7 separate regions of the Mus musculus genome follow, and all the other regions are linked to region 7. Evidence: chromatin loops called from intact Hi-C (ENCODE). Cell type or tissue: left cerebral cortex. All regions are shown on one strand. Region 1 overlaps Brinp2 (bone morphogenic protein/retinoic acid inducible neural-specific 2). Region 2 overlaps Brinp2 (bone morphogenic protein/retinoic acid inducible neural-specific 2). Region 3 overlaps Brinp2 (bone morphogenic protein/retinoic acid inducible neural-specific 2). Region 4 overlaps Gm39686 (a long non-coding RNA gene). Region 5 overlaps Sec16b (SEC16 homolog B (S. cerevisiae)). Region 6 overlaps Astn1 (astrotactin 1). Region 7 overlaps Astn1 (astrotactin 1).

Region 1 (4,000 bases), 380 kb before region 7:
CTGCATTTCTTCCCTGCTATTAGCTATCGCCAACATTAGAATCATATTAGCCATTCTCACAACAGAACAATAATAGATATTCAACACCATTGTGTTGAGTAATCAAAGGAGACATTTTCCATGCCCTTTAATATCATAGCCTTCCCAATCCACTAGTTTTCAAATTAATGGGAAATTGATTAAAAAATAGTTATAGGAGAATAATGTAGGAACAACAACCAATTAGGGATTGATCTGACATGAAATAAATCATTTTAAATGTGTGTGTGTGTGTGTGTCAGGAAGTTAAATTTTATTAATAAAAATATAGGTGCGTAATTTAGTGCATTTCAAAAATATAAATCAGACAGGTGTGATGGTGTACATCTATAATCTCTGTACTCAGGAGGCACAGGCAGGAAGCTTGCTACAAATACGAAGCCAGCATGGTCTATGTTGTGAGTTCCAGGCCAATCAGGATTACATAGCTAGACCCTGCCTCAAAATAATAGTAAACACTGCCAGCATATTCTTTTGCTTTTCCTTTTTATACTATCTGGGTCCTCAGATACCATCTGCAGTAGACATAGACAACATCTCGTGGCTGTCCACTGTCCACATTCAAAGACTAGTGCATAAAAAAATCTGTCAATTGATACTGTTACGTTTAACACTCAGGTGTCAATGATCAATATTTCCATTCCTCTACAGTGAGTCTCCTAATTTCTACCATTCCTGATGTCGAAGACTGACCGAAGAAGCCACAGGCTTTAAGTTATGCACTTTTGCTCAGTTTGACATCAGCCTTGGAAAATCTGTTTAACGCCGGTCAATAGCTACAGAATAGTTGACTTCAACGAGGAAACTGAAGCTCAAAAAGGCAAGCAATTGCCTAACATCACACAACTAGAGAGGAACTGATGCTGTTAGAAGTGGAGAAATTTGAGTACTGCCTGACAAACTTCCCCAGATTATGATATTATTATAATATGAGATTATATAATTGAGGCAGGAGGATTGCCATGGATTCCAGACCAGGCTAAGATAGAATCAAATTGTGTATCAAAAAGGTGGAAAAAGTAGAGGGGAAGGAAAGGGAGATAGAATAAGGAAAGGAAGGAGGAAGGGAGAGAGGTAAGGAGGAAGGGAGGAAGGAAGGAAGGAAGGAAGGAAGGAAGTGAGGGGAGAGAAGACTCTTTAGAGTCTCAAAGCGGCTGCTCATAGAAGGATAATTCTACAAACAAGTCTTGACACCTTAGTACTTGCTCCTTTGTTTGGAAGCCTTTGACATATTTGCAATTCATTTGTAGCAGACTCAGGTTCCAGCATGAACCTTAGCTGTGAAAACCACAAAAGGGAGATGCCATGGTTGCCTAAAAGAATATAACCAGTTGGTAGCAGAACCTGTGCAAAAAGAAAGCACAGTGACCTTCCTCGGGGTGACAGTGACAGGGTTGACAGTGACAGGGGCAGGAACTGGCACCTAGAAAGGTTAAGGGAGTAAGGTGGATGGAGTCCCACAATCAGAGGGAGGCCTGCTTAAATCTCAGATGGTGGTGGAGGTCAACACTCCATTACTTTTCTACAATTCTGTTTTCCTCTATGTCTGAAGTACATACTCAGACTGGAATCTCTTCAGAAAGTTAGCTATCTTCTAACAAAAATAGTGTCATTACTCAGAATATTTCATTTCTTTCTTTATCTAAACAAAACATGAATTTACTATATATTGCATACAGTATACTATTTATATTATGGTGAAACCTTTTTTGTTGATGTTGGATAAAAGTAGTTTCCTTATGCTCATTTGTAGAAGAAATTAAGATTAAGAAGGAAATCAGGACTCACAGACCTGAGTCCACGTATCATGGGTACTCAGGAAATCATAACACAGAGTAACACATGACCTAGAAGAGCGAATGACACTGTCTTAGAAAGCATTTTATGAGCAAACAATAGAAAACTATGGCTAATACATGATGAATTCTTACCATGTGCTAGACATTCTCAGGTTCTTAAAAGAGTTATCTATAAAATATCCCTATAAGGGGGAAACCATAACTATCTTCATCATGTGGACAATGAAATGAAGGCAGAATACTTTAATTTACCCAGCTGGTAACATTCAATAAGTGGCAGAACCAGAGTTGAAACATTCGTTGTTTTGAAGGGACATAGTGTGACCACTGTGATATAGTATCTCTGCCTGAAAAGCAAAGGAATGGTTGTAAAGCTGGGGGAGGGAAAGGTTTGCAGGAGAAATGATGCATAAGAATAGGGACTTACTGTGAAGCATTTCACAAGAGAAGCTCACTGGCTAAAGAGCTCATATCTAGGGACCACAGTTACAAACAGAAAAAAAAAATGCAAAAAAGCCAAATCTGCTCCTGGCATCCAGTGACCTGTTGCTGTCTCAGATGTGTTTTGGCTCTATAGGCTTTTTTTTTTTGGTGGGGGGGAGGGAGGAAACTTGATGGTTACTAGAGAAAGAGAGGGGGAGAGAAAGAGAGAAAGAGAGAGAGAGAGAGAGAGAGAGAGAGAGAGAGAGAGAGAGAGAGAGAGAGAGAGAGAGAGAGAGAGAGAGAATATCACTTTGACAGGATTACGATGGTTCTCATGGGAATGTGGATAGTTTTCTGGGAAGTCTGTTTTGCAAAGGAATGTCCCTAGTTACTCTCCCCCTTGACTGTCCCTTCTTGTCCTGCTCAGTGATCTCTTCCTCCTGCATTAAGGTCCTCCATGATGCTGTCCATCATGTCCTGCATCCAAGTCAGTCCTTACCAGCTGCACACTGCCCACAGCACCATGCCCTCTGGAACTGTGAACTACATTAGCTTCTTTGCTTTGTAACAGATCCAGCTGTAGATAGTTTGTTATATTAATGGAATCCTGACTAATTCAGGCACCAGCTCAGAACTAGGTGCTAACTACAAAAAGGTTCAGCCTCCAAGGATCCAAAAACCAGGCACTTCCACTCCAGCCAAATTCTCCCCGGATGTTGAGGACCTTCCTTGATATGAGATCATTGGGGGACATCTGAGAATGGAATCTAAGCCAGAAAGTAGTAAAAATGCGCTTAAAGAACCTATTAACCTGTTTTTTTTTTCCCCACAGTATCTAAAAAAACCTCAGAAGACTATACTGGAAGGCAGCCTAAGCTAGTCAAAGCATAAGTGTTCATCTTCAATGTTTCATTTAGTAGGGGTTTTTTTTTTCAGTAATAAAATAATCAAGACTTTTTCCCCCAAGAAAAGAATGTTTTCTATATATCAATTAAATTAACTTACAGTGCTTCAATTAAGCCATCATCTTTGTTTCAATTAAGACATCAAGTAAATCTCCATTCCAATTTAGCCATTTCTCCTAAAATTCTTCTCCCACTGTGTTTGTTACTCAGTAAACAGTCTGAGAAAGAAAACATTTCGAACAGCACTGTAGTCCTGAGGAAAGTTCTTTCAAACATCAGAAGATATTGCAGAAAATGTTCCTGGGTTGAACCAAAGGATGAACAGAGCTGTTCAAGGTGGACGTGGAGATAAAAATGCATCCATACACACTTTAGAGGGGTGCTCCAGTAGATGCCTATCATCAATAGACGCTCACTGTATTCTCCACCCCCATCTAGTGCAGTCAGGGCTACATATAAGTGAACAAGAGCCACCAAATGCCCAATTAATAGGAAAATAAAATCACCAATAACAACTATGATAAGATCCAAGAAGGGTGAAATCCAGTGTGTCATATCATATACCATATACCATATACCATACACAGCTATGTGTTCAGACATTTTAAAGTAAAAACAAAAAGATTCTAAAGTTATCACTATTATTTTTGTCCCAAAGTGCTTCACACTAATGGCCCAGATTGTCAATAAACCATGGCTGGCTCTTCTCAGTTGTACAACGATGGCTGTACAAGAGTTTAGGGAAAGTTGAATCATATGCAGGCCAAATTCCAAGCAACAGAGAAGCTTCAGCAGGGATTTAGACTGAGTCAGCTCTGAGCCAGCTCTGCATTT
Region 2 (4,000 bases), 310 kb before region 7:
GTCGGACTGCTGGGGAATCTTCTAAGTGATCAATAAATACAGCATTTGCATGCTGCCCTGCACTGGAAGCTTAAGATAGGGGAAAAAACAATAAAAATAAAAGTAAGATTAGGAACAGAACTGTCACAGAACGGACATTCTTCAAACACTAGACATTATAGGTGATAATTCTGCAATATTTCATGCACCAAGCAATTCTGGGCTGTGAATTTTGCTATATTCATTTAATAGTTGTGTGCACTGAGGCTTGAGCAGAAAAGTAACTGGGCAAGATCACATGATCAGCCCTGAGCAGAGTCTGTCAAAGATCTGTGTAGCTTGTGCTGGGTTTTGCTACTGGTGGTTTCTTCTTTTTCACACTCCTTATCCCACCCCCCCATTTTATCCCATATCTCTAGATAGGAGAGAAAGGATAGAGGGGAGAAAGAGAGAGAGAAAGATCTCTGAATCTTATTTCTTTCTTCTTTTTTTCTTCTTTGAGCATGACTACTAATAAACCCCAATCAATGCACCCTCCCCCACCAACTCCTAACCCCCAACCCCCCAACCATGTCCATCTTGGCTCTACCATTTATATAACCTCTGAAAAGTTCCCAGAATTCCAAATGACACACAGCCACATAAATTATCTTCAGCTGGCAAAGCCACTTCTCTGCTAGAGCACGAGGCAAATTATAGTCAGCTGCTGAGGAAAGTCCAAAGCAGCCCCATATCCCCACCCTGGGGATTAAAATGAAAACATATTCTTATCACCACAGATCTGCACTCTGATTAGTAGTGTCTGAACCTCTTCCCTCAGTGACTAAGGTCTTTCCCACAAGTGAAGGAAAAGCCATTGAGCATCTAGGTTTTGCTATGGAAACACAAGGAGCTAGCTATGTCAACTCTTGCATCCTAGTTTTCTTCTCCTGGTGGGGGTTATGTAGACAGGCATTATCTTTAATGATTGTGGATTGGAGAAGGACTCTGTTAGGTGATTCTATGTAAGCTCCTATACAATGCTTTCAAATGTTGCTAGGAGGGGCTGTTATCCAGGCAACTGTCTGTTCTGTACATTTTGAGGGGCCTGTAATCCTTCTGAAAAGGGAAAAACATGAGTCTTTCACTTAGGTTAAAAATCTGTGAATTTCTCTTTTGAAATGCTTCAGTGTTAATTGGGAGACAGCACATTAAATCATTATTAGTCATTAATACTTCAGCACAAATGAGTTGATCAAGTTACTGAGACGCGTGAAGGGGCCTTAGGGAAACTGTCGCCTTGATGGAGGTGGTAGGGAGTTGCCAAGAAGGGCAGTCTCAGGACTGCAGGGACTGAGAGAGATGCTGGCTGTCAGGCACAAAGGAGCATGGCTCAGTCAGGCAGAGAAGGGACCGGAACTAATCAGCTTAGTTCTGGATAGGATTGCTTCTACAAATGTTGCCAGCCTTTCTCACCCCTCTATATCCACGCACACGCACACTCACACATGTGCCAGGCTATGCCTTCTGAACTTGCTGCAAGTGTGCTTTATGTAAGGCTTTTAGGAAAGGCCAATCATCTCTAGGCAAGAACCTTCCTGGCTTCGGAGGTGAGGGGGGACTCGTAACACATAATTTTGCCTCTAGGGGTCTCCAGAGCCTGGAGGCTTCGTGAGGATACTGGCCTTACTCTGTGATTTCTGAGTCTCAAATTCCCAAGGCCAAAGACCTAGGAAGAGGCACAGTGTTCAGGAAGTCTCTGGGGACCTATCACCCACAGGGACGCTGCTCATCACCTGCACCCATTCCTTGTGTGACAACATATTTATAGTATGCTAAGTGGCCAGATACAGTGAAGGGGAGGCAGAAATGAGTTGCCCCTGCAGTAGTTATGCACCGCCTAGGCATTTCTATTCCTCAAGGGGATTACAAGGACTTCTCTGGAGCCTAGACCCCACACTATCCCAGTAATTCAACTGAAATCTGGGCTCCAGTCCGGCCACCTCCAGCTCAGGATGCTGTGCCCTGCATGAAGCTCCCAAGTGAGGAATAGAAGTGGATACCTTCCAACACTGCTGCTACTGGGCCTGGACCCTGGAAAAGAAGCTGCCCCTGACCTAGAGGATCAGGAAGAGCCAAGGAAGCAGATCTGCTGCAAGGGTCTTGGAGGACAGGAATGCTTTGTGAAGGCAAAGAGGTGAGGTAAAATCTCACAGCCGAAGCATGCTGGTCTCCAGTAAAAAAAAACTATGAGATAGGTTAATAAATATTATTTCCATCCAATGTAGATTTAGGGATTAGTGACCAAAGTCACACTCTCTAATTCATTCAATCCACTGTTAAAATCCTAACACTGCCAGGTTTGGTGGGGATACCTTTAATCTTAGCACTTGGGGAGACAGAGACTTGGGAGGGTCTCTTTGAGATGCAGCCTGGTCTACATATCAAATTCCAGGCCATGCCAGCCAGAAGACACACCATGACCCTGTCTAAAAGCAAGCAAACAAAAATTCCCAGTACCATTATTCCCCAACTGCTGAGATCTCAGATCAGTGGCAAGCAACTCTTCTTACTCAATTCTTCTCATTTTTATTGAGTATAGTGAGGGGCGCTTCCTTTGTGTGGGGGGTGGAGGGTGTTGGAATTGGAGGAGACTGCACATGTAAGCATAGTCGGTGCCTGGTACAGTTCCTGGCACACAGCAGGTGTTTATTCATAGACATTGAATTTTATGCATTTTCAATCATTGAGAATAAGAGAGAGCAGTAATTTTTCCTAGTCTCACGGAATGTCACAGATGTGTCTGTGTTGGCAAAGGTCTTAGATTTTATGATCAATTTTAATATATCACCTATTATTTTTTTTTTAAAAATGGCAAGGCTTGCTTTTGGAAGGATCTCTATAGTACATATTTTTCAGTGTGTCTCCAAGTGCGTTTTCTGTTCTAACCAGGAGGTGCCTTGGGCAGAACTTTTGGCTGGGGAGAGAAGTGTGGGATGACCCAGCTCCAGGCACCTACGCCTGCCCCAAGGAGAGCCTTCCATATGCATTGGCTGGGTGTATTAGAATTCTAGATGAAGATTTATTAATGAAAGCCCTCTGCCTTCCTAAAAGGTTAAAAATCTTGTGAAGTTCAGGAAACCCTTCCTCCACACCTAAGGAGACTCTGCTCTAATTTTGTTTTGAAAGCCTTGCTCTTTTGAAAACACACACACACACCTGTCTTCAGAAAGGCCCTTGGAATACTCAGCATGCGTGCACTAAGTGAACAGGCCGTGTAAAGCTTTGCACTAGAGACTCTTCAGGGCTCTGTCTGCATTTCTGTTTTGGTTTGTTTTGCCTGCTTTTGCATTCCCAGTGTTTGAGTTTGGGTCACCTTTTACCATCTACCAGCCCTGGTGGCCTGCTCCCAGGAATCCCTTCAGAGTTAACAATGCTTCTACTTAAGAAACAGTCAGATATCAACAGCTTCTCTTACCTTGACCACAGAGCTACCTTCCCCCCCAGGACACAGCCTAGGAACAAGGATGAGTTGCAAAGTCTAACGTTCAAGCAAAGGGCTTCTGCATCGGATAGATTTAGGGTCAAGTGTGAACTCACCCACACTCAGAAGCCTGAAATGGGTCATTCAGTCTCTGGGAACTTCCATTTCCTTACTCATAAACAGAAAATGCCCCACTTTAGGAGGTTTATCCCAAGATCCAAGGAGAAAATACCTGGAAAGCACTATAGGACCTGGCGGTTGGTAAGGGTTCTTAAGGAAATACCTGATTCATCTCCCCCAGCAGCGAGAATTAAAGGTGGTACCGAATCTTGTTGGCTATGCTGGGGTCCCAGCTTTCACCTCTATGGAAGTCAACATCTCTCAAGTGTTTGTCTTTGGAGACACAGAAACAGCAGTTACCATTTTCTGAATGCCCATTTTGAGGCAAGTCCTTCTTGGATATTTGTCAATCATTGTCTCTAATACTCAGAAGATGTTATCATTTCCATTTTTAGGTGGAGGTACCATAGTTCATGAGTGTTCTATAACCTAGCTGAT
Region 3 (4,000 bases), 390 kb before region 7:
TCTACATTGTTCCTGACACAAAGAATGGAGTGCTTGTCTGTAAGGCCCATCTCTTCATTCTTATATAAAATGCCAACACGCTCACTTAATGACCATGCCCCTCGATTACCTTCTCTCTCTCCTGTTTCATCACGTCATCACTTTCTACCACATTATTCTACTAATATATGGCTAAGCTAGACTATCTCTCATCATGAAGATAAAAAACACCGTGTGGATCCCACCACTCTCCCATAAGGACCCATTCTTCTGATTTCCTCTACAGTGCAAACGGAGTTCCTATTCACAAGCAGTTCCTCACTTTGATTCTTATCTTAGATTCATTCCACTCCATCATCTGTCCCCTTCATGTCACTAAACCTGACCCTCTGCAGGATGTCAGTTACCTCTAAGTCACTAAGTCTCTGGATTTACTTGCAGGCCCATGATTTGAACACAGGCTTTTTGGATATAGAGATTTTCATGTTGTGTTCTAGGTATCTATAATAGTATCTGATATGTGCTAAGCACTCACAAAATAGTTATTGAGTTAACCAGTGGGTAAGTGAACAAAATCCCCTTGCTCTTTCAGACGATACAAAAGCAGAGCCTAATTTTGATGGCTACAGACCACCTTGATTTTATACTTAGAATTTAAAAACCCCAGCATTCCCAAAAGGGTTTTCAGTCATCCGTTAACTATAGACCCTTAGTAGAAATACCCTACAGGTTAATTAGAGCAGGTGTTGGCGTGGGTAGAAAGTATAGATTTTAAAGTCACAATAACTATGGATCCCTTAAAGATATGCATGATATCCCAAGGCTCTGTCATGCTCCTGCTAAAACTTGTACCTTGTCTGGTGTTAAAATTCCTTTCTGTGGCCATGCCATCCAGTCCAGCCTCCTTCAGAACCTCATCTTGTGTAATGTCTTTCTGTTTAGCTCTCTGCCCTCATAGTACTGCTCTCTGTGCTTCAATGGACATTAAGCTGCTTGCTGACTTGGGGCCTTAGCACTTAGAATTGTTTGTTTGTTTAATCAAAACACTCTTCCTCAGTTTTATACAACCAGGCTTCTCATCTTTCAGGCCTCAACCTCACAGGGTAAACCTTGAATTGCCCTTCCTGACCAATCTAACTAACATTAAAGGGCCCCTTCTCCCACCCTAGAAAATGTATACCATGCTTTTAAATGGCCCTTACAGTGGGGGTTGCTTCAGTGTTCAACCTCTACTAGAATACAGTCACATCTTTGACAAGAGTAAATCTGTCTGCTGGACCTTCCTTCAGAGAATGGGTAAGCCAACCACTTCTAAGGACTGGCTCAGATGCCACCAGAAAGTTACTGTTTCTCTTTGCTCCTACAGCCTGGCTAACCTGAAGCCAGCTAAGGCTCTGGCTTCCCTGCCCGGTGCTGGCAGGCTGTTACCTTTATGGCCCCTGTGGCTATTTGGATATGGTGAAGTCTGCGCAGTGTGCTCTCTCTGTCAATGAAGTAGGAGGCAGCCAGCTGGTGCAGGGTTTCCAGAGACACAGCGGAGCTGTTCCCAGTGCCCCCAACTACAGGGATACCTCCTGTTGTTTCTGACTTTCTGCTTAGTTTCCTCTTGTCCACAAAAATGGTCAGAGACTCTTCTCCTATAACAAAAACATGAGCTCATTAGTGAAGTTGTCAGCCCCAGGATCCTCTGCCATTATGAACCTGTAGCCCTTGGGCAAGGCAGACAGAGTTAAGAGAGAGCCTTGCCCCTGCTGGGGGCCTCTTCCCCATCCTTTCCATTCTGAGAGCTCTCTTCTCAGAGGGTGTACAGGGTCACAGGCCTCCCTGCCTGGGAGGCCCTCCTTTCTTAGCTCTTAAAGCCTCCCAAAGCTTACCCCTCAGCAGTGTCTCCATTTAACATCCTCTATTGATCTCCATGGCAGGCAATCTGCCTCCAAGGGGGAGACACAATTCTCCCCTCTCAAGTTGTTTATAAGAAGCCACATGGCTATTACAGCTTCCAGGGAAAGGGCGAAAGCTTTGAGGCTATATTTCTGTTCTCTCCCCATCAAATGCTCACCACCTGCCACATGCCGGCAGCTGGCCTCAACCCCGGGGGAGCTGTGCTTTGTCTACAGCACACTTAACTAAATGTTATGATAAACCCTTCTTTCTTTCTTCCCATAGCTGCAAGAACTCTTGTGATCTGTGATCCTGTCTTGTGATCCAGTCCAGAGGCCGTGCTCCATTTTGCACAGACCAGTCCCCACCGCCATTCTATTAGAGGGAGATTCACCCAAGTTGTTGGAATTGTGGTTTGGCTGGTTACCAATCGTCACAGTGAGGAAGGAGGGGTCAGTAACTCAATGAACATCTATCTATTTCTGAGCCTACACAGCTGACATTTTTTTAGCCACAGTCAAGAATTAACAAGTGAAGTCCATGGGCTAGATGGCTAGTCAAAACAAAAGTAGGAGCGCCCCCTGCTGGTATATGGTTAGTAGAAACCCGTGTGTGTGTGTGTGTGTGTGTGTGTGTGTGTGTGTGTGTGTGTTCCCTGTCCCTGTCTCCCCTCCCCACCCCTAACTTCCTTACCCCGCAACTCCCTCCCCTCTGGATGAGAATAGAAATGTTCTAGGGTAGATTTAGGTACCGAGAGAATACACTGTTCTCCAGTGCACCAGAAAGAAAATATTTCTCAGGCAAAAATAAGTCAAGAAAGAAAAAAGATGCAGGGAAATAGAACGATACTCAACAGATCATAAAAGCTATTTTCAACAATGGAACAACCAGTTTGGGGCTGAGGATACTGCTTACCTCCAAGAGTAGCAGAAAGTAAGAAATGAGTGCCGTACTTTTTGATGAGGTTTTCAGTAACCTGTTGCAGATTGGGTCTCCTTCCAAGGAGGCGGATATTGCGGACAAACTCTGGGGCGAGAGGCAGGGGCAAACTGAAGAAATCTCTCCTTTCTAGGGCCAAGTTGTTCACTTTCCATCGGGCAAACTCCCTGCAGGGAAAGTCAAGGGGTGAGGAAAAACCCATTGTATTTCAGAACCAGAAGTGTGAAGTCTGAAATAAGCCACACGCACACACACACACACACACACACACACACACACACACACACACAAACACACACCCCCGTCTGAGGCCTCCTCTCCACAGTGCCCTTCCCACGGGGTGGAGAACCCAGTAGAAGAGGCTCCTCCTCTGGCTGATCTTTTCTGGACTGAGAAGGTGCCCTCCACCCGAGTTTCTCCCACACAGCTTTCTTACTGGACAGTGGTGGCTCAGCATCTTCCCAAGGCAGTTGCCCTGCCTCACAGAGAAACAGAAAAAGCGCATGTTTGGCATTTGACAGTGGTTTGCAGAGAACTGACCAATCAGAGCTGTCCTACAGCTGGTGGGTTACATCTTCCATCTTTGCTTCAGTTGCTGTTCACTGCTAGAAACTGGAAGGCTGCTCTAGAAAGAACAGTGTTTTAACTTGTGGGGCTCAGATCCCCTCATATCCTTGGAGATAATTACATTCCCTATTCTTGTTTATTTAGCTCATATCGATTGATGGCACATCAGAAACTAAAATTGAGAAGATTAAAGTTATCTATCCAATACTGCATTTGAAGTTAACAGTAATAAGCCCATTACATATAGCAAAATCAATGCATTTTATGGCAATAACTATATGTACTGAAACAGAACAAATTTGACAAGGAGAGCATATTGCTTTGTGGTTTTGTAAACCTTTCATATCTATTTGACAGAACAGTTTTATTCTCATATTTGGTCAACATTCAGTTTGTTATCATAACTGTGGACTCTTAAGCTTGGGACCACACTAAACCAAAGAAATGGCTAATTCTTAAAGATTGCTTAAAATCCAAAGATTTTCATTGAAACGGATCTTTAGATCCTCCATGTTCGAGTAACAAGACACACTGGACATCCTGGACATATCTGCTTCCTGAAATACACAGCTCTTTAACAACCTAGCTCTTATTACATAGTTACAAAAACACCACTAACTACATCAGAAATACC
Region 4 (4,000 bases), 440 kb before region 7:
GATTGGTTTTTTGTTTTGGTTTTGGTTTTGGTTTGTTTTGGTTTGGTTTGGTGTTTTGGTTTTTTGGTTTTTTTGAGACAGGTTTTCGCTGTGTAGCCCTGGCTGTCCTGAAACTCACTCTGTAGACCAGGCTGGCCTTGAACTCAGAAATCTGCCTGCCTCTGCCTCCCAAGTGCTGGGATTAAAGACGTGTGCCACCACACCTGGCTAGCATATGTAACCTTAAAGCCCATCCTAACTGACAGACCACCTCCAACAAGGCCACACCTCCTAATTCTTTCCAAGCAGTTCCATTAACTATAAGAGCCTATAAGGGCCATTCTCATTCAAAGCATCCTAGAGGGAGATACCAAAGAACCCCACCACTCATCAGGAATTGTAACAGAGATGGATGAAATAGGATTTGGGTCACAGTTGGACCAAATTGGATTTCCAAAGGGAACCAGCATTCACTCAGGGCTTAAACTAGTGTCTTAGCTACTTCCTACTGTTCCTGTTCTCTACATCAGTATGAAAATATCAGTAGCTGATTTCTATGTCTGTACCTCACATCTGATTCCACAAAAAATGAAGTTTGTTTGTCCCTAGAATTCCTGATTCATAAGGCTGAGAAAAAAGTGGTTGTGGAGTTCAGACCAGTGAGAAAAGTTGCCTCGCTTCCATTTCACCCGCATTTTCTGTCATCAGTCCCTAGGTTGTGTTGTTGCTGGGAAATAAGCTACAACAGCAGGAAAACAGTCCCACTTAATGTGAAAACAGCCTCTCATCCTTTGGGAACGCAGTCTCGGCTCAGTCTGACTCACACAGAGAAACCCTGTTTATACCAGTCTCTCCTGTTGCATCCCCCAAGACCTATTACAGTGGCTTTCTTTGGATTGTGGCCAGTGGAAGTGGGAACACCCAGGCCAGACAGGCTCCAGCCCACTGAAGGTTGAATTTCAGCCCAGGCAGTCTGGGTACCATTCTCTGCTGAGCGGTTAGGACTATTTCCCAGTCTAAAGGAACTGAACTTGCCCTGTTAAAAACAAGTGTTTAGGGGCTGGAAAGATGGTTAGGTGGTTAAGAGCACTATCTGCTCTTCTAGAGGATTCAGGTTCAATTCCCAGCATCTACAAGGTGGTTCACAAATATCTGTAACTCTAATCCCAGGCATTTGACATCTTCTGATATCCTCCCTAGGGGATTTGACACCCTTACCTGATCTCTCACAACATCCATACATATAAAGTAAGTGGATACATTACTTTTATCTGCACTGTTTAGTATATACTAGCTAATGCATTCAGAAAGATAATTATAATTCTTTGTAAAATTGTTTCAATTTTGACAAGGTATATATAGCTCATTAGATTCAAAGAGTTCTACCTATTTTGCAATGAAACCTAATGCTCCATCCCAAATCTAGGTTCATATTCCCTAGAGGCAATCACATTCAATTATTTTAATCTTTCCTTTGGCAGTTACCTCAATAATTTTAAATAACATGCTCACACAGCTAGTTTTTCAATTTTAGGCATAATCTATTGATTACCCTACTAGCATTTGGCCATCTGATGCGCGCACACGCGCACGAGGCACACACACACACACACACACACACACACACACATCTCCAGTCTCATTAATCACAATTTCTATGGAAGTGGCTATGCCTCCCTTTTATTATTTTGAGAGCAAATGTAATAATCTCACACTGCTGGATCCCAGGGAGTAGTTTTGTTTTTCTAATTCACTTATAAAATTTAGCTTATAATTTGCCTGTTGTCCTTTTCTTCAGCTCCTATGTCACCTGCTCTCTGTCATATATCTTACTGGTCTCTGCTCTCTTTGCCTGCATCCTTCCAGGACCTTTACCGTCTATGACCATGTGATGGCGCTATTGAGGTTGGCTTCTCGGCCACACTCAGACAACTTCCTTTGTAGTCCTCTGGGTCTCCACTTTTGGTTGGATTTTCTAATATTCTAGATTCCATTTCTCCTTCCTTATTGATTTACTCTCAGTCTCCCAGTAGTTTTTCAAAAGAAGGGGTACATGAGTTGGTACCGAATTTTAGATAATCTTCGTCTCTTCTCCCTGACAGCAGAGAATCCTCATCGCCCTCCACTCTCTCTCAATGTATTGCTGAGAAAGTGGGTTTGTTCGTAGCCCAGTGGTTTCTCTTCAATGTCTTGTTCTCTCGAGAAAATGTGGCTTTTACTCAGTTTCCCCGGCACCCACACACTTACTAAGAAGGTATCTACGACTCGTGACTCATTCATAATACTTCACAGATACAAAGTGTTTTCATTCTAGAAACTTAGATCCAGCAGCTCCTGGCATTATTTTCTAATTGTCTCCTTCATCTTTTTCTCTCCTTTATACCTTTTCTGGCACTTTTTTTTTTTTTTTAAGTCATCTTGTTGGTGTGTGTCGTTTCTTTTTCTTGTACCCTTTCTTAGGTTCTCTCTCGTTCTGAACCAGTTTCTCAATCTCCTTTCTCAATAGCATTTCATCTGTGATTGCAGTTTTCACCCTGTTTGTTCTCTGAATGTCCTTTATTTTATTTTTTTTTTAAGTCTCTTTGTTTTTGAGAAGGAAAAATGTGGTGTTGGCCGAGGTCGCATTCCGAGGGAGTGGCTTGCTCTGGTACAAATCGCAGCACCAATGCCTCACCCCGTTTGGAACACTCAACATGATACTTAACCCCCACGGAGCTCAGTTTTCCAAACTCTGAAATGGGGATAATTGCAGCCCTCCCTCCATGCCGGCTTTTTCTATGGACTCTAATAGATTGATAGCACTGGGAGCAGAGCCTTGCATGCAGGAGTGGGCAGCCCACATTAGCGGTGATTGTTATGTAGGCGGTATCTTCTTTCATCTCTCTGAAGATGATAATTACAGGAATTTCTCTTGCAAACATTCTTCTTTTCATCTTTTCTCTGGACTTTTGCTGTTTGTGGTTAGCAGTTTGTTTGGGGCTCTGTGTTCTGTGCTCCTCATGGCTTCCTGAAACAATTCATGCTATAGTAAACTGTGAGAACATTTTTGTTGTTGTTATTTCATTTGAGGACAGGTTCTCACTCGTATTCCAAGCTGCTTTGAACTCTCTGCATAGCTGAGGCTGACCTTGAACCTGATCCTCCTGCACATAACTCTCAAGTGTTCCCCATACTCCTTCCAGATATGCATTCTAACAGTTAACACTCAGAAGTTAAGATGCTGCCTGAATGCTCTCTGTTTGCCCCTGATTTACTGATAGATAGTTTTCCTGTAGATATTTTGCTTTGCATTGTGTTGTAATGTCTCAGATTTGTAGATTTCTTGCTTATGGATGCAAACCCAGAAGACAGAGTTCTCAGAACAGGGCAGGGTGGACCTTGGTCCACCATCAAATTCCCCCTCCCACATACACACACCATCACACACACACACACACACACACACACACACACACACACACACACACACACACCACACATATGTAAACCCTCTGCTCACTCTACAGAGGCTCCTGCTGCTCAATTTAGAGTTCTCCAGACACATCCTGTCTAGTTTCCCACCAGTGGAGAGGCAGACAGCACTGTGGGCCTTTGGACTTCTATGCTTCATACAGACATTTAACAGAGCTGTTGTTTCCGTCTCTCTCTGCACTCTTAAATTAGACATGTTTGGAGTCTATATTGCTCAAGCTTCTGAGATACAGGCCTGCAAACTTGTTCATTTGCTTCTAGTTCCAGAATTCGGTGTCTAAATTCCCCCTTCATTTTTGATTTGTTCTTATAAATTTCTACCTTTTAAAATTTGTTGGTGGGTATTTTTGTTATCCAAGGTCAGAGGCTGGGGCAAGTGCTTCCAGCCCCATGGCCTCTTAGTTAAAAAAAATTTAAAGTAAGACTCACACAGATTCCAAAGTAATAAGGAAAATGTATTCAAAGCAAACCAATAGTGCCGATCAGAAACAAATACATCTTCAAGAGTGACAGTGAGTCACGTATGGGAGGCCATTCAAGGCCCTGGTTA
Region 5 (4,000 bases), 1.1 Mb before region 7:
GGCCGCCAACTTGTTCTGTGCCACACACCTGCTGCTTCAGGCAGATGGAACTCCGAATCAATGAGTATTAGCATCACACACACTGAATAATAGCATCAATAGCATAGCAGACATTCCTTGAACTCCATACCTACGAATAAACAGCAGCCTTCTTAACTACACCCTGGTTTGTGGTAAATGATTCTGTAATTCGTTATTATTTTTCAGGTTTGTGGAGACAAACAGTGGGGAGACTGGCGGCCCCACTTGGCTGTGATCCTGTCAAATCAGGCTGGAGATACAGAGTTGTACCAGCGAGCGATTGTCAGCATGGGGGATACCCTGGGTAAGCAGAAATTGGCTTACGCCTTCCCTGGGGCAACTTTCCATGTCTGACATTAGTTTAGTGTTTCCTAGTGTTTCTCAACTTTCCTAATGCTAGCACCTTTGATACAGTTCCTCATGCTGTGGTGACCCCCACCCCAACCCCAACCATAAAACTATTTAGTTGTTACTTTATAACTGTAATCTTGCCGCTGTTAGCCTCCTGGTTAAGAAACCCCAGGGAAAGGTACCTTCATCTGCTTTTGCTATGTTTGTGTGTTTGTTTGTTTTTCCATATCTGTTTCCCAGAATTCCCACTGGGAGCGTTGTGTTTCCATTGCTATATAGCCTCCTCTTCACTTTCTACTTACAGGTGAGGTGCCTTTACCTTGAGCTAACACAGGGGCGTGCCACTTCCTCTTGCCTCGGGGACTTCAGATGGGAAATGCTGCTTTTGCCTAAACCACCTTGGTAGCTTTCTGTCTTTATTTCTATTATCTGTCTGAGAACAGGGCCTTACAAGTGTGGAATGTCTACAGGATATCCAGATCTCTACTTCACAAATTTGGTCTAACTTTTAGAAACCATGGTGTTCTTTGTGGAACGCTGTGAACAACTGCTCTTCTGAATTTGAAGCAGCCCTCTGTAAGGTTGTGACCCAGCTGTCTGCTTGAAAGGGGACCCATGTCTATTGGGCACCAGACTCTGTACTTCACCCGCTGTTAGCCATTTTCTCACTGCTGTGGCAAAATGGCCGACCAAACCAACTTAAGCAAGGGGGTTTCTCTGGCTCACAGTTCTAGGAAACACAGTCTGTCACGGCAGACGGTTGAGATGTGACTAGAGGCCTGGTGTTCACGGCCAGGAAGCAGAGATGGGTGATGGGCTCCTTCCCTCTCTTTCTCTTCACTCCTAGATCCTAGCCCAGAGGATAGTGCCTCCCACACTCCAAATGAGTCCTCCCGATTCAGTTAAACCTTTCTGGAAGCACCCTGAAGGTCACACCCAGAGGTATTTCCTAAGATAGTCTATTCAAGTTGACAATGAAGATTGACTGTCACACCCACTTAATTCGAGTTTAAAGTAGTAGAAAATGTTTGGAGAACATTTAAAAGTCAGGAACAACTTGGTAATTGATGTGATTTTTTATGAGCACAGGAAAAGTCTTCAATCATCCAACTTCAGTAGAGGAAGCAGCCACACCCCACAAGCAGCCACACCCCACAAGGAAGCAGCCACACCCCACAAGGAAGCAGCCACACCCCACAAGGAAGCAGCCACACCCCACAAGGAAGCAGCCACACCCCACAAGGAAGCAGCCACACCCCACAAGCAGCCACACCCCACAAGGAAGCAGCCACACCCCACAAGGAAGCAGCCACACCCCACAAGGAAGCAGCCACACCCCACAAGGAAGCAGCCACACCCCACAAGCAGCCACACCCCACAAGGAAGCAGCCACACCCCACAAGGATGTTTAAAATCCGTTTCTGATGTCCTACTTTACTTAGGTATAGGCATCTTGTCTCGATTCTCAGCCCCAGGAATGACCATGACTTTTAGAAAATTCCCAATGAAAAACTCATCAGGGGGACGTGAAACAGCACACAGCATCCTGGTTGTGGCTGATGAGAACTGAAATGCAGGATCTGAGGTCAGAAACACTGATGCAGGAGGGAAGGAAAGGGAGATGTCACAAGAACTCCCCTGGTTTATTCATATCAGGTTTCCGCTCTGACCCTGGGGTCCACTATTTAACTCTCTGTTCTACTCAGACACTGGGTCCCACAGGGTGTGCCTCACGCCTGGGCTCTTGTTCTCCTCCTGCAGCTGGAAAAGGGCTTGTGGAGGCATCTCACTTCTGCTATCTCATGGCTCATGTGCCCTTTGGTCACTATACGGTGAAGACAGATCATCTGGCCTTGGTGGGCAGTAGCCACAGGTACGTATGTGACTTTTGTAAAGATGATTTGCACGGGTTATTTTAGCCCTTACTGGGTTTCATGGCTTCACTACTCATTTTCTTGTGTAAATTTCCGCTACTGCCCGCTCTTCCTCTCTATCTTCTGCATTAGTCTAGGCAAGGTGACCAGAGGGTGCCACATCACACCACCAGAGGGCCTTTGGTGCTGTTAGTGCTCTTGGTGTGTGTTGAACTCTTCTGGCCACTGGGTGGCAGCCTAGCTCCACAACCAGAGATAACATAGAAAAATGAAGTTTACAATAGTATATTTTGGGCAGCCCTGGGCTTATTCTAGGAGCCTACTTTTTGGGGCCTCCATACTACTTCAATATATTAATTTGGAGCACAAGCTCTTTGGAACCTTCTGCATCAGTCACTTGTTTTCTGGTAGCCACATATCAGGGTGTTTCCCCCCCCCCCCCAAGGACCCCAAAGCCCTGGAGAAAGAGTGAGTTGAAGCAGATAATCTTACCCTGGGTGGTCCTCACTGTTCTGGATCTTTCTACCTCTTTCTCCTTAATAGTTGTGATTTCTGAGCAGTCATGGTATTGCGCTCCTAGAATTCTAGCAGTCAAGAGGTATAGACAGGGGGATTGTAGCAAGGCCAATGCTAGCCAGGGTGGTGCAATGAGTTCTAGGCTAGCCAGCCAGCCAGGGCTACGAACCTGTCTCAAGAGAGAGAAAGAAGACATTTCTGAGATGCAGAGCTATCAGTGTCTTTGCAATGTTTGCTTTGTTACAGATTTACTTTATAAAAAGGTAACTGCACCGGGGAAGCAAGGTATTGAGGGATTGAAAGCCTTGTCTAAGGTAGCCTCTCGGGTGCACCATCAGGATGGACTTGGAGTCTAGACAGTAAGGTTGCAGGAGCAAAAGTTGTAGCTGATATTCCTAATCCTCTACCACCATAGCAATCGGTGCTCCTCACAGATTCTTCTCTTGAGCCTGGGCTCAGATAGAAGAGTCATCTTCTCAAGGCAGTCTGTCTGGGCTAAGCAAGCCCATAAAGGTACCTCGCTTCCTATAGCCCATGTTCATGACTCCTGGGGGAGTTTCTTGAGATATGTTAGCTTCTGGAATTATTCTGATGACTGGAATATAGGGCACCTGGCAAGCTGTAGAGGGGAGACGGCAAGTGTGTGTGTGTGTGTGTGTGTGTGTATGTGTGTGTGTATCACATTCACCTGTTTTCTTTCCTCACTGGCCGGATGAACTTCCTGTGCAAGATCTGTCATTTCTTTCTGGCTCCATTGTCCTCCCCAGTCTGTGCCAGGCCATCTGTGGTGCTCCTGGACTCCACGGCTTCCTCTTTTGCACTTGGCAAGCTCAGGCTGCTCTGTCTTTCCTGGGGCATGCCAGGCTGAGGGCTGAGGGCTGAGGGCTGAGGGCTGAGGGCTGAGGACTGAGGGCTGAGGGCTGAGGGCTGAGGGCTGAGGACTAGTTTTTAGGAGGTTGAAGTGGGAGGTGTTGAAGGGGGATGTTAAGGGAGGTGCAGAGCCTCCTCCTCACAAGCAGGCTCTTCTAGAAGTGCTGGCACTCTCACTTATTGCCCAAACCTAAAGAGATGGAGGTCAAGGAGGAAGTGCAGTCTATCTTGAGCCCACAGGCTCTTTCCTCTTATAGACCTGCCTGAGAGCAGCATCTCCGCCTCACCTCTGTTCTTGTTATTCCCTGCTTTTAGTCAAGAGTTTATGAAATTTGCAACAATTGAGGCTATCCAGCGGACGGAAATCT
Region 6 (4,000 bases), 140 kb before region 7:
TAATCTGTGCAAAGTCACTGGAATGGAAGAGATGGTTTAGTGAGAAAACTGAAACATAGTTCAGTAAAGTCTAGGGTGCATGTTTGTGGATTGTTTGGGAAAGCCAGCCAAATGCTCAGCAGAATCCAGGAAGAATATAGTCGTGACTGCAAAGGTCTTGGATCTGTCTAGTTTAGCTAGTCAGTTGTGCTGTGTGGAGGCCTCTGTCTCTCCTCTGGAGGCAGTGTAGACAATAGCTGAGAACCAGTGGGTGTATCTGTGAGGGTAAGACAGGTACTGCCTGAGTCCTAATGTAAGATGAGAAAATGGAGATGTAACCTTGAACATCAACAACAAAACAAAAGACCTTCTATTTAAAGAGTTGGTGGTAAGAAAGTGTGCCTTGTGAACAAACAGGGAAAGTGTTGGATCGAATGGAGTTGTAGGAGTTGAGAAGCCATCTGATGACAGTGGAGATCAGACAGGATACTGGGTTTGAGAAACAGGACAGGTAGAGTTGGCAGTATGTAGAGCATTTAGTGCCAGAGGGAGGATGTTCTCTTGATGGATGTGATACTGTGGGTTAATCCTTAAGTGTGAGGAAATGGACTCCATGTGTAATATTCAAAATTAATCTGTAAGCATTATCTTGCCCAAGGACTAGGTAACTCCCTGGAATGCTGGGAGTTCTTAAAAAATAATAAAGCCTCTTGGGAAAGTATCACGGCCTGTAGGTATGCCTTTGTAACCCCCTGTAGTACGGGTCTCAGGGCCATTCAGCTGGAAAATTCTAGGGAATGGTCCTAACCAAAGTCCATCTCTTGGTCAGTATTTAATATTTAATGAAGCTTGCTTCAAAATGGTGGAACTAGGTTTTCTCTGGTGAAGCTCAGGCTGTCAAGATACTAGTGTGAATAGTAGCTCTCTAACTTGCAAGAGCCAGAGGCTACCGGCAACCTCTGCATCTCTTCCTTCTCCCAAGTCTCTCCATAGCCCCTTGGGAAACCCTGCAAACAGATGGGTGGGTGGTACTGGGCCCCAAACTCATTTCAGTGTTTCCTGAGTTCAGCAGCTTCCAAAGCTCTAACCTTTATAGCTGTTGGGCTCTGGCCATTCTCTGCAGCGTCTCAGGACAGCTTCTTGGTGCTGCCTTGATTGTTATTCAATGATGTGAACGATCAATGTAGAACTCTGAGCACAGGTCCCTGATGCATAATGACCACTTTGTAAGTGTGAGCTGTCACAATTAAGACCATCTCTTTGAGACTTAATTTTCTCTTCTGCGATGTAGATAGTCACTGGGCAGGCTTTTAGGCATATTATGAGGAGACAAATATTTAAAATGAAACAACAGTGCAGTGTCCTCCATAATGGGACTTATATCGCCATCCATAATAAATATTAGCATAAGTAAGAAACTTCCAGGAGAACTCTACGTTTTGTTGTCTTGCTTTCTCACCCTCCCACATGCATCTTGCCTCCAGCGAAAGTTCCCTCTGCCTACCACCACTTCATCCAAAAGCAGCAGAAAATTAAGCCTTCTAGATGAGCAAACCAAGCCTTTGCTTTACCATCATTCTTTCCAGTGGTGTCTGGGCTGAGAGGAAGATTCTGGTGTGACAGCATCATTTTCTCATCCATAGAACAAGGGCAAGCTCCTCCTGGGGGAGGAGGCCCCCCAGAAGCCCAAGTTTACACTGTGGCAGCATGTCCTTAGGTTTAAACAATTTTGCATCCAAGTTTTGAACTCAGCTAGGGAGGCAGAGGGAGAAGTGCCCCCCTTGTGGCCTCTTGTAAACCTGACCCAGTCAAATTGGGGAGAGTCTGCACTCAGCTGACCACTAGGGACTGTGAGGGCCATCAGATGGCCAAGTTCCTTCCTACTTCAACTGGTCACATGGTGTCCCTAATGAGGCTTCCTTCCTAAGGTCACATAGCAGAGACATGTTTTGACCTCTGTGGGTTCTGTTTGCTGGCAGAAGGCCGAGTCATCTGGCCAGTGCCTGGATTTTTACCACTGTATCTTGTGTGCTTTTGTCTTGCTTTCAGTGGGCTCTCCCCGAAGTCCTGTGAATAAGACCACCTTGACCCTGATCAGTGTCACCAGCTGCGTGATTGGCCTCGTGTGCTCTTCTCATGTCAGCTGCCCTCTTGTTGTCAAGATCACCCTACACGTCCCTGAGCACTTGATCGCTGATGGTGAGCTCAGTCTGCCAAGGATGGAACCACTCCGTCAGTAGTTGGTGGTTTTCAAGCTGGGCAAAAGATGGAGAAACCAAGGGTCACTATGGTGGGGAGGAGGGACATGCCCGAAAATGTAAGATAGAGGTTATGGCTAGATTGTACACAGATGTTTGCAGAAATTGAGCAAATGAAAAACGTGACAGGTCATCTCCAATACTCGATGCACATCGTCTGTAAGTAATCTTCTATTTGTAGAGAAATGCAAAGCACAGTGGCTATAGATGTGTAGACATCATGGTCTTTTTACCATTTGGGGGAAGAAAAGCTAACAGGACAGTAGAGGTGTTTAAGGATCGGCCATGCTTTGATTTGTTTGGTCCAGGTGATAGACAGTTAACTGCATTCACTTGTTATAAGTCTACACCTCAAAAGTAATAATTTACCTTTATGCAAGCGGACCCAAAATGATAAGTGACTCCCATAGGTTCTGAGAGTCCCTGAATCATTCAGTCCTACAGCGTCTAATTGACTTGTTAGTATCTATTCTCTTTGTTGCTGCAAGGCTGGAAACAGGTGGGGAGTGAGTGTTCATAGTGCTATTTCATAGGAGGTGAAGACAGGTGGCGCATCCTTGTTACGTGGATCAGTGCCAATGCCTTGTGGCTAGGTCTGATGGAGCCATGCCATGGCCACCACAGAGCCACTCTGTCCCTCTCTCCCTTAGGAACACTCCTGCAATATGATATGAGGCATGGCAGTAGGCAATGATATGGCTGGAAGGGTTAACGTCCTGGCTTCACAGCAATCAATATGACTGCAGGACCTCCATCTGCCATTCCCTTGTGCTGGTACTAATGGTAGGCTAGGATTGGTGGAAGTAATGATACTGAATTAGGATGTGCCCTGCCTCTGGTGACTTGTGCCCCTGTATTGTGTGTGCCTCTGCAGCCATGCTTCTTCTCTGTCACCCGTAGGGAGCCGCTTCATCCTGCTGGAGGGGAGCCAGCTGGATGCCAGTGACTGGCTGAACCCTGCCCAAGTGGTTCTCTTCTCTCAGCAGAACTCCAGCGGGCCCTGGGCCATGGACCTCTGTGCCCGGCGGCTCCTGGACCCTTGTGAACACCAATGTGACCCCGAAACTGGTAGGCGGGAGCACCGGGCAGCGGGTAACTGTCAGAGAGAGCGCATGCCTTTTGCAATCATTCTCTTGCGATTCAGACCATCTCACCCAATTCCGCTGTCCCTTTTTCATCTCAAGCGTGGACCATGCATGCATAGCACCATGTGGTTGAGTCACTGAGCATAAAAACATGCAATAGTCTGACAGAAGTCTGGGTAGGATCTTAACCACAGCCTTACTCTGCAAAGGCCAGTTTGGAATAACTTCTGCAGTCCATTTTGTCATTCTTTAGCTACTGTGACTATCCATTTATAATTGCAAAATTAATCCAGGTTTAGTATAAAAAATAGTATAGAAAAAAAAAGATAAACGTCTATATTTCTGTCTCCTATTTCTGACTCTTCATGTCCTTTCTTTCCATTACTAGTCTAGGCATAATTTTTTAAAGGTTTCCTGGAAGCATGGGAAGTCTAGTTGAGTTTTCCTGAATTTGTTTCCTTAATATTCTATAAGACTTTCCATAATCAAAATTCTCAGTAACATTTTAATGGTCATTTGCTATTATATCATACATCTGTACCATAGCTCATTTAAACAGTCCTGTTGCTTTGAATTTAGAAGGCTTTAGATTCTTTTTTATTTTTATAAATACTATTAAGACAAACCTCTCAACAACAAAAACAAGTGGGGCACATAGGAACTTATTTTTCTTCCAAT
Region 7 (4,000 bases):
TTTGCTGCCTAATGAACTGCCTGTGTAGTTCTAGCTGTGATGTCATTAGCATCTCATTGCCTTAGGCACCAACTCAGGAGAGAGATTTTTAAGCAGTCCTCAGAATCCTACAGGAATTGTACCAATTTACTTCACAACAAGTAATTCACCTTTGTGACCTGTGAGTTCACACAGGCAGAGCAGAGCCTGCATGAGAAAGACTTGGTCACTTTCATCATTGTAATACGCTTCTGAATGGAGGTGGGTCAATATGTACATGCCTAAGGCCATGTGCACATACACAGTGAGATTCTGAGCATTAAGGATGCCAATATTCTCATACCATGATATTCTATTGGGGAAACTCATCCACTGTATGCTCGAGGATACAGATTTAGCCTAAAGCAAATGGCACTTATTTATAGCAAACTGTATTTGCAAAATGCTTTGCAGTTTTAGGGTTGTTAACTACATTCCAGGTTGAATATTCCTCTATTTGTAAGAAAGCTAAGTGTTACAGCCAGACAGGAAGACCTCCCTGAGAACAAAAGCATGGATTCTGCAAAACTAGTGGTGAGGAGCCATAAGTGTATTGGTTTGATGTTGTTGTTTGGTTTGGTTTGGTTTCTGTTTGTTTTTTTGTCAGATGACACACTTGCCGGTCATCATCTTCCAAGACCTTAACTGTAAATTGTTTCGTTTGTTCAAAGACTGCGTGTCTACTGAAGTAGATAGTTACTTTCCTAAGAAGCATCACGGTATTTCAGATACCAGGATCATCTCTACCTAGGTGCCAGAGGATGGAGAAATATTCCAAAGATGGCAATAGGAGTAGCCAATAGGAAGAGGGGGTCCACTGAGTCATAGGCGATAAAGTGGCTTTCCCTCTTCCCACCTTTCCACCAGCAGAGAGCAGGCTCTCCTGAAGAGCTTCATATCTGAGCTATTCATTCCCTTGCAGTGAATGGTGGCATTCTCTTTGGGGTAAGGGAGATTTATGTGGGCTTTCATCAACGGACTCCATCATTTTAAGGAGTATTTCCCAACTGTATCTTTAACTGCACATAGAAAATGCATTTCCTCTTTGAAAAATCTCTCTCATGCACATGTCTGTTCTTGGCTGGAGACTGAATAGATGGCTTTGGGGAGTTTACTGTTCATTGCTCTGTATAAATCCAGCCTCTTTCTAGACAGTTCCATCTCATGTGAGCATGATGTTAGCGAGGTATACTGGCCTTGGCCTGGGCCTCCAGCAGGGACCTGATATGTGGTCCTGATTTGGGGGCTGGGGGTGGAAGATGTAGACTAAGGTCCTGAAGAAAAAAGCAAAGCAGGAGCATTTGGAAACCCCTATCATCTCTGCCTCCTGGCTCTTCTCAGTCACCCTACTGTAGTCTCTAAACTTGCCAAGACTGTAGGGTGGACGAGTGTTGACAGGGACTAACTGCATCTTGAATTTAATTGGCATTGCCAGAAGACAGCAACAAGGGGAGCAGCCCCTCTTGTTCACAGCAATTACAAGCTTTAATGATGGCCAGCTGGAGGGCAGGGAAGTTAATGCCTTACAGAGGACTCACGTTACAGTGCCCCCTGGTGGTATATTTCAACACAATTCACCTAGATAGTGACCTAGGAAAATTTGCTTAAAGGTGAAAGAAAAGAAATACGTTGGCATATTACTTCACATTTGAAGTAACTTTTTTTTTACTCAAAATTAAGGATATTTGGAGAGAATTCTTTTAAAAAATTTTTCTTGTGAGCTTTTTTTCAGTTATCCTGTCATTGTCACCTGGATTTCATATTTTTTCGTGAAGTTATGAGGTATATAATTTGTAATTGTTTTGCTTTTTAGTTTTTATTGTATGTTAGGAAAAAAAGAGCCATAAAAATGTTGAGATACCCACACCACCCTTAGGATTCTGAAATTTTATTTTCTCTGGTGTGGTCTCACAGTGCCGAACATAGTCATTTTCGATCAACTACCACCATCTAGTGATCATATTGTAGGTTTGCAAGTGTTCCTAATGGAGTCTCAACAAAGGAGGGCTGTGGCTCCCTACAGAAATGTCTCTGATGATAATGTGATTAGAGCCAAAGAGGAAAAGGCTCCCAACCTCATGAAGATTCTTCAAAGATACCAGATATTGTCCAAAGACCTTACTCCACCTCCACCTACTTTGACCAGTCACTCAGCAGTGTGAAGAAGACAAGAAATCAGATCAAAAAATGGGGTGCAGAAAGGCTTGGCTGGTCTATGGACTTTTCAAATGCTGCTAGCAATCTATTCTTAGCCTAAGATAAAGTGTGGAGCTATGACTGAGATGCAGAGGCCTAAATGTTCATAAGGATAAATCCTTGGGTGAAGTGATTTGAGGTTGGTTAGTCTGCTCTCTATCTGATATTATCATTTTTGACTTTCGATGTGTGTGTGTGTGTGTGTGTGTGTGTGTGTGTGTGTGTGTGTGTGTGTGTGTGTGTTTGTGTGTGTGTGTGTGTGTGTGTGTGTGTGTGTGTGTGTGTGTGTGTGTGCGCCATTGTCTAGTTTTCCTATAATCCAGGAGGGTCTGTAGCTCAATCCTGGATCTATAGTTAAGTAAAATATAAATGTTAAATAGACTGACTCCCATAGTCTCTGAGTGTGTCCTGTGCCTTCACACACAAGAGAAGTCACATTCCAAGAGTAGCTGGGTAAGAGTGTCTCGTTCACATAGTGCTATTCATTTGGGAATCAAAAACAGTGGGAACCTCACTGTATTAGTCAGGGTTCTCTAGAGTCACAGAACTTATGGATAGTCTCTAGATAGTAAAGGAATTTATTGATGACTTACAGTCGGCAGCCCAATTCCCAACAATGGTTCAGTCGCAGCTGTGAATGGAAGTCCAAGGATCTAGCAGTTACTCAGTCTCACGCAGCAAGCAGGCGAAGGAGCAAGAGCTCGAGCTAGACTCCCTTCTTCCAATTCTGGATTGTAGTTCATTCCAAATATAGTCAAGTTGACAACCAGGAATGGCCACTACACTCACCATATTCCCACATGGGCCCATGTTACACAGCAAGTTAAGAGAAGGCCTAGACAGTGCTCCCAATACCCCTGAGGAGAGAACATGTGCTTTTCTAAGTCAGTGAGTCATATCACCCAATGACCTCCTGGAACCACTTTGTGAGACCTTTCAACCAGTTCAGACCATGTCCCTTCAAGTATGACATTCTTAATGCACCCAGTGGAGACCAGAAATTCTGTGTACCCACCATCTCTGAAGGCACAGCAGTCTCTCCAAAATCATTTCCTGTTTGGGACACCAACTGTCAGAAATAGCTTATGAAATCTGGAGGATTCTGCCCACAGAGTCCTTTATAGATAATGAGTTAAATGGGTAAACAGGAGGACTGAAGGAAGAAAGAGAAAATGGTGCTTTCTTGTGTGGGGAACAAACCATTATTCTCTAGTAGGCTCGTCTCATGTTTGTCACCAAAAATAGATCAAGAGTTTGTGTAGCTAACTTCTAAGTGGCAAACAACAGTGAAAAAAATCTTTCTGAACATGACAAACTTTCCTCTGCATTCTCAACACATGAGTTAACTATACAGCCAAGAAATGCTGGCTTTGCTCTATGACTTAAACACTTTGGAGTCAGATAGCACTGGGTTCAAATACCAAGTTTCACAATCTGCTACCTTTGTGACCTTGATGATATTTTCCTTTCTTGGTATATAGAAATGGGTACAATGGTAGACTTTTGGCAATGGTGAGGATGGTAGAAGGAGATCTCGAGTCAATCCCAATGCCCTAGAAAGGCTCCATAAACCTCAGTTGTAATTGTGACCAAGAATGTGGTGCTGAGTGCTGCCTGCATGTTAGAAATCATGTGTGTCTTCAAATCATTTTGTTATTCATCCATTTAATAACACTAGAGGTGGGAGCTATGAAGAAGCCAAGGCATAGAGTGGTCACTGCTGCTATCATCTGCTTTCTGGGAATTGGATGTATCACAGACACATCCCTCCATGTGGATCAGTGGA

Evidence for each region. Peaks named below come from ENCODE experiments on the same cell type or tissue, not always from the same donor. Only the 100,000 strongest peaks of a DNase experiment are listed, where the experiment ranks them.
Region 1: a loop joins it to region 7, with 3 times the contacts of the local background. A loop is called at or near these places in 3 of 42 quality-filtered maps.
Region 2: it touches region 7 in a loop (4-fold over the local background); 11 of 42 quality-filtered maps call a loop at or near these places.
Region 3: a loop joins it to region 7, with 4 times the contacts of the local background. A loop is called at or near these places in 3 of 42 quality-filtered maps.
Region 4: a loop joins it to region 7, with 2.7 times the contacts of the local background. A loop is called at or near these places in 5 of 42 quality-filtered maps.
Region 5: a loop joins it to region 7, with 15 times the contacts of the local background. A loop is called at or near these places in 30 of 42 quality-filtered maps.
Region 6: a loop joins it to region 7, with 3 times the contacts of the local background. A loop is called at or near these places in 3 of 42 quality-filtered maps.

Annotation. Positions count from the first base shown.
Region 1 is chr1:158,272,917-158,276,916 of GRCm38, forward strand. All of the region lies in intron 2 of Brinp2 (bone morphogenic protein/retinoic acid inducible neural-specific 2), which reads right to left. Among named protein-coding and RNA genes, the nearest start is that of Brinp2, 81 kb to the right of the region's middle. In left cerebral cortex, no CTCF peak of the experiment used is centred here; no DNase peak of the experiment used is centred here.
Region 2 is chr1:158,341,978-158,345,977 of GRCm38, forward strand. All of the region lies in intron 1 of Brinp2 (bone morphogenic protein/retinoic acid inducible neural-specific 2), which reads right to left. Among named protein-coding and RNA genes, the nearest start is that of Brinp2, 12 kb to the right of the region's middle. In left cerebral cortex, a CTCF peak has its summit at 1,607; a DNase peak (open chromatin) is centred at 1,537; H3K27ac peaks cover 262 bases.
Region 3 is chr1:158,265,055-158,269,054 of GRCm38, forward strand. Brinp2 (bone morphogenic protein/retinoic acid inducible neural-specific 2) reads right to left here. Exons shown (of 8, transcript NM_207583.2): 3 at 2,776-2,966; 4 at 1,408-1,616. Among named protein-coding and RNA genes, the nearest start is that of Brinp2, 89 kb to the right of the region's middle. RefSeq lists an enhancer at 413-2,992. In left cerebral cortex, a CTCF peak has its summit at 2,398 (motif pointing left); a DNase peak (open chromatin) is centred at 2,458.
Region 4 is chr1:158,213,077-158,217,076 of GRCm38, forward strand. All of the region lies in intron 2 of Gm39686 (a long non-coding RNA gene), which reads left to right. Among named protein-coding and RNA genes, the nearest start is that of Gm39686, 67 kb to the left of the region's middle. In left cerebral cortex, a CTCF peak has its summit at 1,868; DNase peaks (open chromatin) are centred at 832 and 1,878.
Region 5 is chr1:157,550,800-157,554,799 of GRCm38, forward strand. It overlaps Sec16b (SEC16 homolog B (S. cerevisiae)), which reads left to right. Exons shown (of 26, transcript NM_001159986.1): 13 at 208-325; 14 at 2,134-2,245; 15 at 3,948-4,000. Among named protein-coding and RNA genes, the nearest start is that of Sec16b, 27 kb to the left of the region's middle. In left cerebral cortex, a CTCF peak has its summit at 2,431 (motif pointing right); DNase peaks (open chromatin) are centred at 2,463, 3,005, 3,614 and 3,773; H3K27ac peaks cover 766 bases.
Region 6 is chr1:158,507,818-158,511,817 of GRCm38, forward strand. Astn1 (astrotactin 1) reads left to right here. Exons shown (of 23, transcript NM_007495.4): 6 at 2,029-2,178; 7 at 3,138-3,305. All of the region lies in intron 1 of Gm37679 (a long non-coding RNA gene), which reads right to left. Among named protein-coding and RNA genes, the nearest start is that of Mir488, 4.2 kb to the left of the region's middle. In left cerebral cortex, CTCF peaks have their summits at 244 and 1,781; DNase peaks (open chromatin) are centred at 1,551, 2,861 and 3,265; H3K27ac peaks cover 3,072 bases.
Region 7 is chr1:158,652,808-158,656,807 of GRCm38, forward strand. All of the region lies in intron 16 of Astn1 (astrotactin 1), which reads left to right. Among named protein-coding and RNA genes, the nearest start is that of Gm37679, 100 kb to the left of the region's middle. In left cerebral cortex, CTCF peaks have their summits at 1,585 (motif pointing left) and 1,973 (motif pointing left); DNase peaks (open chromatin) are centred at 42, 336, 1,483, 2,033 and 1 more place; H3K27ac peaks cover 385 bases.